2 separate regions of the Homo sapiens genome follow, and region 1 is linked to region 2. A link is a loop called in an ENCODE intact Hi-C map of the cell type or tissue named here. Cell type or tissue: heart left ventricle. All regions are shown on one strand. Region 1 overlaps ACTN2 (actinin alpha 2). Region 2 overlaps MTR (5-methyltetrahydrofolate-homocysteine methyltransferase).

The links. Peaks named below come from ENCODE experiments on the same cell type or tissue, not always from the same donor. Only the 100,000 strongest peaks of a DNase experiment are listed, where the experiment ranks them.
Region 1: it touches region 2 in a loop (6-fold over the local background); 1 of 110 quality-filtered maps calls a loop at or near these places.

The regions. Positions count from the first base shown.
Region 1 is chr1:236,691,748-236,696,747 of GRCh38, forward strand. The region is part of intron 1 of ACTN2 (actinin alpha 2); the gene reads left to right. Among named protein-coding and RNA genes, the nearest start is that of ACTN2, 7.7 kb to the left of the region's middle. In heart left ventricle, no CTCF peak of the experiment used is centred here; a DNase peak (open chromatin) is centred at 1,881; H3K4me3 peaks cover 2,651 bases; H3K27ac peaks cover 3,665 bases; H3K27me3 peaks cover 309 bases.
Region 2 is chr1:236,888,413-236,893,412 of GRCh38, forward strand. It overlaps MTR (5-methyltetrahydrofolate-homocysteine methyltransferase), which reads left to right. Exons shown (of 33, transcript NM_000254.3): 28 at 769-924; 29 at 2,721-2,917. Among named protein-coding and RNA genes, the nearest start is that of MTR, 96 kb to the left of the region's middle. In heart left ventricle, a CTCF peak has its summit at 2,078 (motif pointing left); a DNase peak (open chromatin) is centred at 709; H3K27ac peaks cover 4,893 bases.

The sequences.
Region 1 (5,000 bases), 200 kb before region 2:
AAGTTCAAAGGTAAGAGTATAGAAGGAGAAAGTAACCAAGGTGGCTAGACCAGGACTCAGGTCTCCCAAAGCCTAGCTCTGTATCGGATATGTCTGTGGCTCATGGTGTGTTTGTGCACGTGTGATAGGGAGATAATACCCGATGCTAAAGATGCATATTCAAACTTAGAAAGTTGGATCCACGAAAAAGGGCCAGGTTATAGAGGGCCTGGGATGCTAAGGTGAGTGCAGACTTCATTCTCCAAGACATGCAGAGCTCCAGAGGTTTTTTGAGCTGGGAAGACCCATGCTTACAGAACTAGTATTGTTGGTGAGATAAATCTGAGTGGACAAGGGCCTGAGGCTGGGGGACCCAGGCAAAAGCCTGTTATGGGACCATCCAGATAAAGTGGTGAGGATTAGAACAAGGGGGCTGTTAGAAGCAGTGGTGAGGAAGGCATCAATTTGAGAGTGATCAGGAGGGATTATACGAAGTATTAAATAACCACATGTTGTTCCACAGTAGGCTGTGGTATAAATCCAATTAAGTAGATATGATCCTCCCCATTAGAGCTCCTGGGCTTTAATGTCAAGACAGTGGTATTGACAAGCAACAACCAAACTAATGAGGAGAGTCTGTTTATCCACTGGGAGATTGTGTCTGGATAAGAAGTTAAGTATTTACAGGATGTGTCATTATTCTGTGCAGGGAAAGGAGCCACCGTGCTGAGGTGGCAAATCCGGTGTCCATGTGGCCATTGCTGGGAGGGAGAGGTGGAATTGTAGATAGTCTTTGAGAGCCAGAGAAAGTTCTTAATGGGCAGAAGTGTCAAAGAAGAGGTTAAAGGCAGGGTCTTGTGTGGGCACTAAGAAACCTCTGCACCCAGAGGGACTGTAATAAATATACATGTGGTTTGCTACGGAGAATCACAGGTGCAGGAGTTCTGAGGCACAAAAAACACTCTTTGCTTTTACATCCTATTTGGGACACCGTGATGTGTCCCGGGGTTGCCCTAGGCCTTCAGCCACATTCACCAGGTAAGAAACTTAAGCCCATTATAAGATTTTCCAGAGTGTGGGAGGAGGAATATAACTCTTAGCAGGGAAACTTAATTAACGCAGCCTCAGAAAACTGTCAGAAAGCACCGCAGTCGGTTGCTGCAGCTGGGAGACACCTACAGAAAAGGCGCAGTTCTGGAGTGGGTGAGGGTGCTACCATGATGAGCAGAGGAGTTCACACGGAATGCGTTGGAGGACAGTCAGAATCCTACCGCCGTTTCCCTGGGAACGGCACTAAGTCTTCCAGAAAGAACAGAAAGCAGAGATTGGGGGAGACGCTTGCAAACTACTATGCTAGACAAATTTCAAAGGAAGGAAAACCTTAAGTGCAAGAATTTGGCCTTTCTGAAGAAGACTGAGGAAAATTTTTGGTACAAACATCTGCACACATGCACACACACACACACACACACACACACACACACACACAGAGTTTTCTAGATTGGAAACTACAAGGTGTTTTTACCTGCAACCCTGGTGAGGAGCAAAATATAAATGGAACACAAGCATGATGGTTCATTCTTTCATTCATTTGGCAAACATTTTTGTAGTCCTAGGGACCAGCAGAGAGAGTTGATGACACCACCATGGCCCTTAAGGAGCTTACAGCCAAGTTCAAGAGACAGGAGTGGTCTGTGAGAAGCACAGAGGAGGGGCATCTGCTTCAGCCAGGCTGGTGTAAGGAAGGTGTTTTCAAAGCCAAAGGTGTTTCAAACCCTCCTGCTTGGTTCCCCTTCATGGTGAATGGAAATGTCTTTCTTCCAGGCGCCCAAGCCAGAAACCCGAGTGTTACCCTTGCCCCCTCCTCCTCTCCCACACCACGGCCGTTGGGTCACCACCTCCCGTGGAGTCCTCTGGACCCTGCCTCTTCCCCTCCCTGTGTGCTCCAAGGCCTTCAGGCTTTCCACCTTCCCTGCGGAGATGAGGGTGGTGGCCTCCCTTTTTGTCACCCTTCCAAGGGTCATGCTCGTCTGCTGGCTTTTCTCCAAGATGCTGCCAAAAATGATCTTAATAAGACACAAGCCTGGTTGTGATATTTTCCTGATTCAAGTGTCTCTGTGGTTCTTGGTTGCCTTCAGGAGAGAGTTCAAGCCTCTTATGGTGGTTTGTGAGGCCAGGCCTGAACTAGCCCCATCGTCTGTTCATTCACCACCCCAGTATCCCTGCTGCAGGTTTTTAAAGATCTCATGTCCCTGATTGCCTGTCACTGTGTCTGACTCGAGCCCTTGTCTCTTCCATAGACCCTCCCTCCTCCACCTATCTTAGTAGTACCTCCTTCTGCAGCTGCTTTACTGAGAGGTCTGCCTTCTAGAGCAGGGGTCACCTGATGCTCTGTCTCCCCAACAAGGGCTATGAGCAGTAGCTCTTCTCTGTAGGTCCCTGTGCCTCATTGGACTCACACAGAGTCTGCACTGACATTTTTTTTTTTCTTTTCTTTTTTTTTTTTTTTTGAGACGGAGTTTCACTGTCGTTGCCCGGGCTGGAGTGCAATGGCACAATCTCGGCGGCTAACCACAACCTCCGCCTCCCAGGTTCAGGTGATTCTCTTGCCTCAGCCTCCTGAGTAGCTGGGATTACAGGCATTTGCCACCACGCCCGGCTAATTTTTTTATTTTTAGTAGAGACGGGGTTTCTCCATGTTGATCAGGCTGGTCTTGAACTCCAGACTTCAAGTGATCCACCCGCCTCGACCTCACAAAGTGCTGGGATTACAGGTGTGAGCCACCACGCCTGGCCCGCACTGACATTTATTGAATGAAGAAATTATGAATCATTTCTAAGAAACGTTTAGTACAATTACTTTTTAAATTAAAAAAACTTTCATTTTAACAATTAACATCTTTTTTGGCAGTCTTTATGACTTTTTGAGCTCTGAATGTGTTAACTCCCAACTCATACTCATTTAATGCTTTTTAAAAATGTTCTCTTGAAGTATTTTCTCAGGTCCCCGAAAAGAGTTCCCTGACTTGATTTTTATTGTAAGTCTGAGCTGTCGAGGCCGGGTGTGGTGGCTCATGCCCATATTCCCAGCACTTTGGGAGGCTGAGGCAAGGCTGTCTCTTGAGGCTAGGAGTTAGAGAGTGTCCTGGGCAACATAGAGAGACCTTGTCTCTACAAAAAAAATTTAAAAATTAGCCGGTATGGTGGCGTGTGCTTGTAGTTTTAGCTACTTGGGAGGCTGAAGTGAGAGGATTGCTTGAGCTCAGAAGTTTGAGGCTGCAGTGAGCTATGATGGCACCACTGCACTCCCGCTCTGGGTGACAGAGTGAGAAATAAGCTTTTCGTTAAAAAATGTTCAGGCCGGGCACAGTGTCTCATGCCTGTAATCCCAGCCCTTTGGGAGGCTGAGGCAGGTGAATCAGATGAGGCCAGGAGTTTGAGACCAGCCTGGCCAACACGGCGAAACCCAGTCTCTACTAAAAATACAAAAAAAAAAAAAAAATTAGCTGGGTATGGTGATGTCTGCCCATAATCCCAGCCACTTGGGAGGCTGAGGCATGAAAATCACTTGAACCTGGGAGGCGGCGGCTGCTGTGAGCCAAGATCATGCCACTGCACCCCAGCATGGGAGACAGAGTGAGACTGTCTCAAAAAAAAAAAAAAAAAGTTAAGAGATGTGCTGTGTCTGAAAAAAAAAAAAAAGAACATCAATAATTGGAATTTAGAGCTTTTAGAATTGAAAAAATAATTATACAGATTTATGTATATCATAATAAAATTTGTCACCATATTTATGAGAAAAAGTTCTGGTAACCTGAATTTGATTTGAAATGAGTTCCCCCCCCCTGCCCAGATTGAAAACCTTCACCCACTTAATAAAGAAAATTCCAAGTTCATTTATGATTCAGAGACGTATAAATTTAAATTTGTTTTTGTATAGAAAACATGGGGAAATTTTTTTGAAGATGCAGTGTGCTTCACAGTGCTGGAATTGGAAAATGGAGACAAGATTGCAGGTGATTCTGTGGTCCTGGGAAAGAACTGGCATATGCAGTCTTCATACATGCCAAGCCCTAGACCAAGAAGTTGGCATAACTTTGATTTGTCTTATTTGTTTTTGCTAGGGGGTAAATGTGTTGGTCATAGTCTTTAGAAATTATTATACACTGAAAACAGATTCTTATTAGTATCCATTACAACCTTTTCATAAAAAGCCATGCTATCTTAGAAAAGACCTATATTTTATTAGTGAATGTGAGAACCAAATGTACAAATAGGTGAATATGAGATTGTTTTGGGGCCAGGCGCAGAGGCTTAAGCCTGTAATCCCAGCACTTTGGGAGGCCGAGGCAGGCAGATCACATCAGGTCAGGAGTTCGAGACCAGCCTGGCCAACATGGTGAAACCCCATCTCTATTAAAAATCCAAAAATTAGCCAGGTGTGGTGGTATGCGCCTGTAATCCCAGCTACTCGGGAGGCTGAGGCAGGAGACTCATTGGAATTGGAGTGAGTGAGCTGCACTCACAGCTGGAGCGCAGTGAGATCGTGTCACTGCACTCCAGCTTCGGTGACAGAAGAAGACTCTGTCTCAAAAAAAAAAAAAAAAGATTGTTTTGGGGGAATGGGAGCAGTATTTAATATGAAGCTATGATTGAGTTTTGCAAAGGTAGTTATAATTGAGATTGCAAAGACAAATCAAGAAATCCTATCTTCTAAAGTCATGTGGAGTCTTTAAGTTATTTTGTTATAGTCAAACAAGATGTGAAGATGACAATTAACTTTTAGAAGGTAGGTAATCTCATTGCTGTTTATGAGGATTTTAAGATAATTTATATGTAAGATAGAACGATATGAAATACTTGATGCTGACCATTTTGACCTCCAAAAATTACAGTCTCTTTATTTCAACCCAAACAACTTTACTGCTGTTGTCCCACTATTTTTTTTTTTTTTTTTTGAGATGGAGTCTTGCTCTGTCGCCAGGCTGGAGTGCAGTGGCGCAATCTCGGCTCACTGCAAC
Region 2 (5,000 bases):
TGATGTATTTTAGACTCACCAGGAGGTATAAAGAACAATATATTAAACATCCACGTATACCCACTAGCCAGCTTAAGACATAACCTACCATCTGATTTTTAAAAAACGAAACAATGCAGAGTGAACAGAGGTTATATTAATTGAATCCATATTTCTAAGGTAATAAATCAGCTTTTCCTTGCTCATACATCTGTGCTGCACACATGCTTGGCAGAGTGGAGGATTATGTATTGAGGAGTATGTATCGGAAGTCCCACATGTGTCCCTTCCTCCCCTGCAGAAAGCACAGCAGTCCTGAATTTGGGACTTCATTTGCCTATACTTTGAGCATATGTGTCAGTAGACAATCTAGATGATTGTTTCCGGTTTTGAAACTTTAGATAAGTAGCTTACTCTCCATGTCTTTCTGGACATGTTCTTCATGTTCTTTCATGTTCTTCATGTTCACCTTGTCTTCATTTGTGCAAGTGAGGATTAACCCGTCTGTCTTTCCTTCTTGGGCAGGGGGTGGGGATGGAAGGGTTGAGGGAACAGTTTCCAAGGGTGGTGTAGTCAGCTGCATGTGAAGAATAGTTTTATTTAAGACTCAGTGCAGAATTACTCCTTCTCCACGATAATTTAAAGTTCCCCTCTTTGTAAAACAACTCCTACGGGTGACAGGAGGGAGGCGGAGTGTGGGAGTTGGCAGAGCAGTGAGGAGCTGGCAGGGAGGCCTCCATCAGGCAGGGTGCCAGCGTCAGCATTGACAACCATACTTCTCTCCTGTAGTGAAGCCCACGTTTATTGGGACCCAGGTCTTTGAAGACTATGACCTGCAGAAGCTGGTGGACTACATTGACTGGAAGCCTTTCTTTGATGTCTGGCAGCTCCGGGGCAAGTACCCGAATCGAGGCTTTCCCAAGATATTTAACGACAAAACAGTAGGTTAGTGCAGTAAGTCCTTCCTTTCTGCCTCTGATATTCAAGCTGTGGGATTGTGACTTTGAAGACCGGAATCGGTGAGGAGCAGTGGATTTGGATTGTGCAGATTACGGCTGCTTTCATATTGCTCACCTGCCCAACTTTTTAATGGTTTTCAATCTGCTAGATTGGTCCTTATTGCATCAACTAAATTTGGTATTTACTTTATTCTTTCAATAAATGTTTATTGACATCAGTTACATGCTGAGCACTAGGGATAAATGGAAGACAATATAATCCCTGCTGTCTAGCACCTGACTAGCTGGCACATCCAATAGTAATGGGCCCTGCCTGGGCTCCTGTGGACATAAGAGGAGATAGAGCTCAGACTGGGAGGTCAGGGCAGGCTTCCTGGACAAGGTGGTGTTCGAACTGTTTTTGACGATTCAGTGGGAGTTGCCGTGGCTGGGACTGTGGATGTGATATGGTGTTGAAGAAAAGGTCATTCCAGGTAGAGGAGACAGTGTGAGAAGGCACAGGCACATGTGCCTATTTGGGGAACTGCAAGGAGCCCATTGTGCTTGGAGCATTGGGGAGGGAATGGGGATTTAGGGTGATAAACTAGAGAAGTAAGTGAGGTGTTAAATTACTACCCCCACTTCTCACTTCTAGCCTTACCCCAGAATCCACCGACAGAGACACGGAATCCAAATGCAAAGCCATTCAAAGGATCAGGTAGTAGCCAGATCAGAGCAGCAGGGAGGGGTAGACTCACAGAAGCATGGGATTAGGGCTGAGAGGAGCCTAGAAACCAGCCTTTTGCCAAGTTTCCCACGGGGGGGCGTGCCTGGGTGTGCGTGTTCGGATGCTGAGACTCAGGAACTCTCAGGTAGTCAGGAACGTGGTGATGAGCAAGGGGCTTCTTAGTGTGCTGCCCCTGAATCATCACAGGTGAGCTGTCCAGGGGCCGTGGGACAGGCTTCTCACCATGGGCAGGGTGGCCGAGTCTCACGGAAACCGAGATGGTGTCCTCGGAGGCTGGCTCCCACTGCAGGTCCGGGAGCAGGCCAGCCCAGGTGCAGCATTGAAGCCACATGTGAGGATTTGGGCCACACTTCACCCCTTACCACTAACGTTCCCTGTACACATACAATTCCACTGACTTCACAGCGACCTCTGGGGGACGGGGCCTGTGCCTTATATTCACCATGCTTTGTATTCTGTGGTGTCTGGGCCTGGACGCATACAGTGAGGATTTACCGAGTCTGAGTGCATAGGGTGAGGATGTAGCTGTCCTTGTTTAACTCTTCATGGTACTGTTGAAGGCCCCAAATTGAAGAATCCCTTCAGAGGTTGTTACGGTCAAAATGTCAATCGTTACGAATTATATTGTAGTTGGGATTAAAAGCACCACGGAATACGAGGCACAGGTCGCGTCTCCCAGAGGTCACTGCAAAGTCAGTGGAGTTGTATGTGCACGAGGAATGTCAGTGAGGAATGTGGCCTGCTCTTTCTCATCCTCTCTGACAGAATGCTTTGGGGAGCCACAGCTTTGGCTCTCTGCTTTTTGTCCAGTGGAAAACTTGAGTGGCTTGAACTGGGAGAAGCAGACTGTGGGAGCTGCACTTAGCAGGAGCCGCAAAGCCCTGGCTGTTCCACTTTAAGCTGGGTCAGTGGCAAACACCAGAAAGCATTTGAGGAAAATGGAGAAGCCTGAAGAGGGAAGGTGACTGAGGAGGGGTAATGGCTTTTAAAAGAAGCATTGTTTGATGGTTATTTTTGGCATCTTTAAGTGAATTCTAATTCTGTTTTTCTAATAGGTGGAGAGGCCAGGAAGGTCTACGATGATGCCCACAATATGCTGAACACACTGATTAGTCAAAAGAAACTCCGGGCCCGGGGTGTGGTTGGGTTCTGGCCAGCACAGAGTATCCAAGACGACATTCACCTGTACGCAGAGGCTGCTGTGCCCCAGGCTGCAGAGCCCATAGCCACCTTCTATGGGTTAAGGCAACAGGTATGGAAGGTGTACTGACAGCCAGCACACCGCTTTCGCTTGTGAGTTTAAGCACTACACAAAAGAGCTTTGCATAAATGAGGGTCTGCTTCACCTCCTCCCAAATGACCAATCACATGCCCAAGAAGTGACCAGTCACACGCCCAAGCCCAAGCCATCTGTGAGGACGAGGGAGAGAAGGCGCCACCATGGGTGTCAGAGGCAGGACCACTCAGCAGGAGTGAGGCGTTTAATATTGTGTTCCATGGATGGGCGAGGACCATTGCTGCTGTCTCAGGTGGTCACGTGTCAGGATCTCAGTCTTCTTAGCTTCTGAAGAAAGAGAACACTCACTTGTTCAAAAACGTAGGTTAATATCTATGCATATTATTAAAATAGACTGTCAGGTGGCTTCCCTTGAAAGGGGAAGACAGGTGGAAACAAACATTTGCAGAATGTATACCAGGTGCCAGGTGCATAGTAAGGTGCTTGATGGTCATGCTTTTAATTTCCACACAGCCGTGTGAGGCAGTTTAAGTTTGTGTTTTACAGAGAAGATGAAGGATGATGGAGATTGTGCTGGGCCCCCCAATATAGAGAGGAGAGCCCAGCCTGTACATATCCCCAGTGGCCGTTCTTTGACTGTGCTGGCTTTTTTTCTTTCGAGTGACGAGAACAGACTCTTCTCAGCAACTTGTCTCTCATCCCCCCCACCTTTGAAAAGGCAAATATCATATGCATGTCCCTTTAGCTGCTGTAAAAAAGAGTGTCTTAATCAAGAATTGGAACCAGAATTCACCAGAGTCATTAACAAATTTAATAATTTGCAGAAAATTACTCTGTTTTACTGCCATTTTCAGTCGTTCAGAAATAATAATGTTGGCTGGGCACAGTGGCTCACACCTGTAATCCCAGCACTTTGAGAGGCCAAGGTGGGAGGATTGCTTGAGCCTAGGAGTTTGAGACTAGCCCCGGCAAGATGGCAAGACCCTGTCTCTACAAAACAAATTTAAAAATGAGCCGTGCACTGGGGAGTGCAGGCCTGTACTTCTTCAGCCAGCTACTCGGGAGGATGAGGCGGGAGGATCACTTGAGCCTAGGAGATCGAGGCTGCAGTAAGCCATGATCATGCCACTGTATTCCAACCTGGGCAACAGAGTGAGACCCTGTCTCTAAAAAACAAACAAAAAAGATAGTGGCGCATTTTAATCCCAACCACAATATAATTCATAATCATCCATATTTTTACCATAACAGCATCTGAAGGGATTCTTAAATTTGGGGCCTTCAGCAGTACCATGAAGAATTAAACAAGGACAGCTACATCCTTACCATATGCACTTAGGCTCAGTAAATCCTCACTGTATGCGCCCAGGCTCGGACGCCACAGAATATAAGGCACTGGGGTTCTAATGTTAAGTTCCAGCCCCTCCTCACTAGGGAATTTGTGGCTATTCTTTTACAGACATAACTGTTCAAAAACCTCTGCTCTAGCCCAGTCTTTCATCTTTCAAGTCCTGTGTCCTCTGCGATCTCTTTTTACTTTCAGTACCATTCATGTCCGGGCAGTCTGTGACATATTAGGGCATTTAATAGAATGAATTCTCAGAGTTCACCTTTTTAGTAGCCTCTGGAGAGGGGAACTGGGCCAGGCACATACATTACCTACCCAGGTAGCAATTTCTCAGGAGGGGCTTTCCTCCAGTGCACTCTGGAACATTCTGGTGGCAGTGCCTTATTACTCTGGGAGTCTGCTCTTCTGAGTAGGCTCTGATTGCTGTCTCTTCGAAGGTACCATGGGGCTCTGTGATCTCTCTCTCCTGTGGCGCAGGGAAGCTTTGGGTCCCCCTCTGGCCTTTGTTAGCAAAGAATAATTGATGGGCCGAGTATACCTGGAAAACGGCTTCCCCATGCACAGCTGTCCCTGAGCTCTGTGACATTCCTGTGTGCCATTACCAAACACCTCCTCGCCTGTACTTAACAATTTCCTGCCCTGTGTCAATGAAGCTGTACTTGCTTCCACGGCGGGCAACGAGCTGTGAAGTGTGTGGGTTGGCCACTCATTGATTAATTGATCAGTCCTGAGCAGTACCATATATGTAGA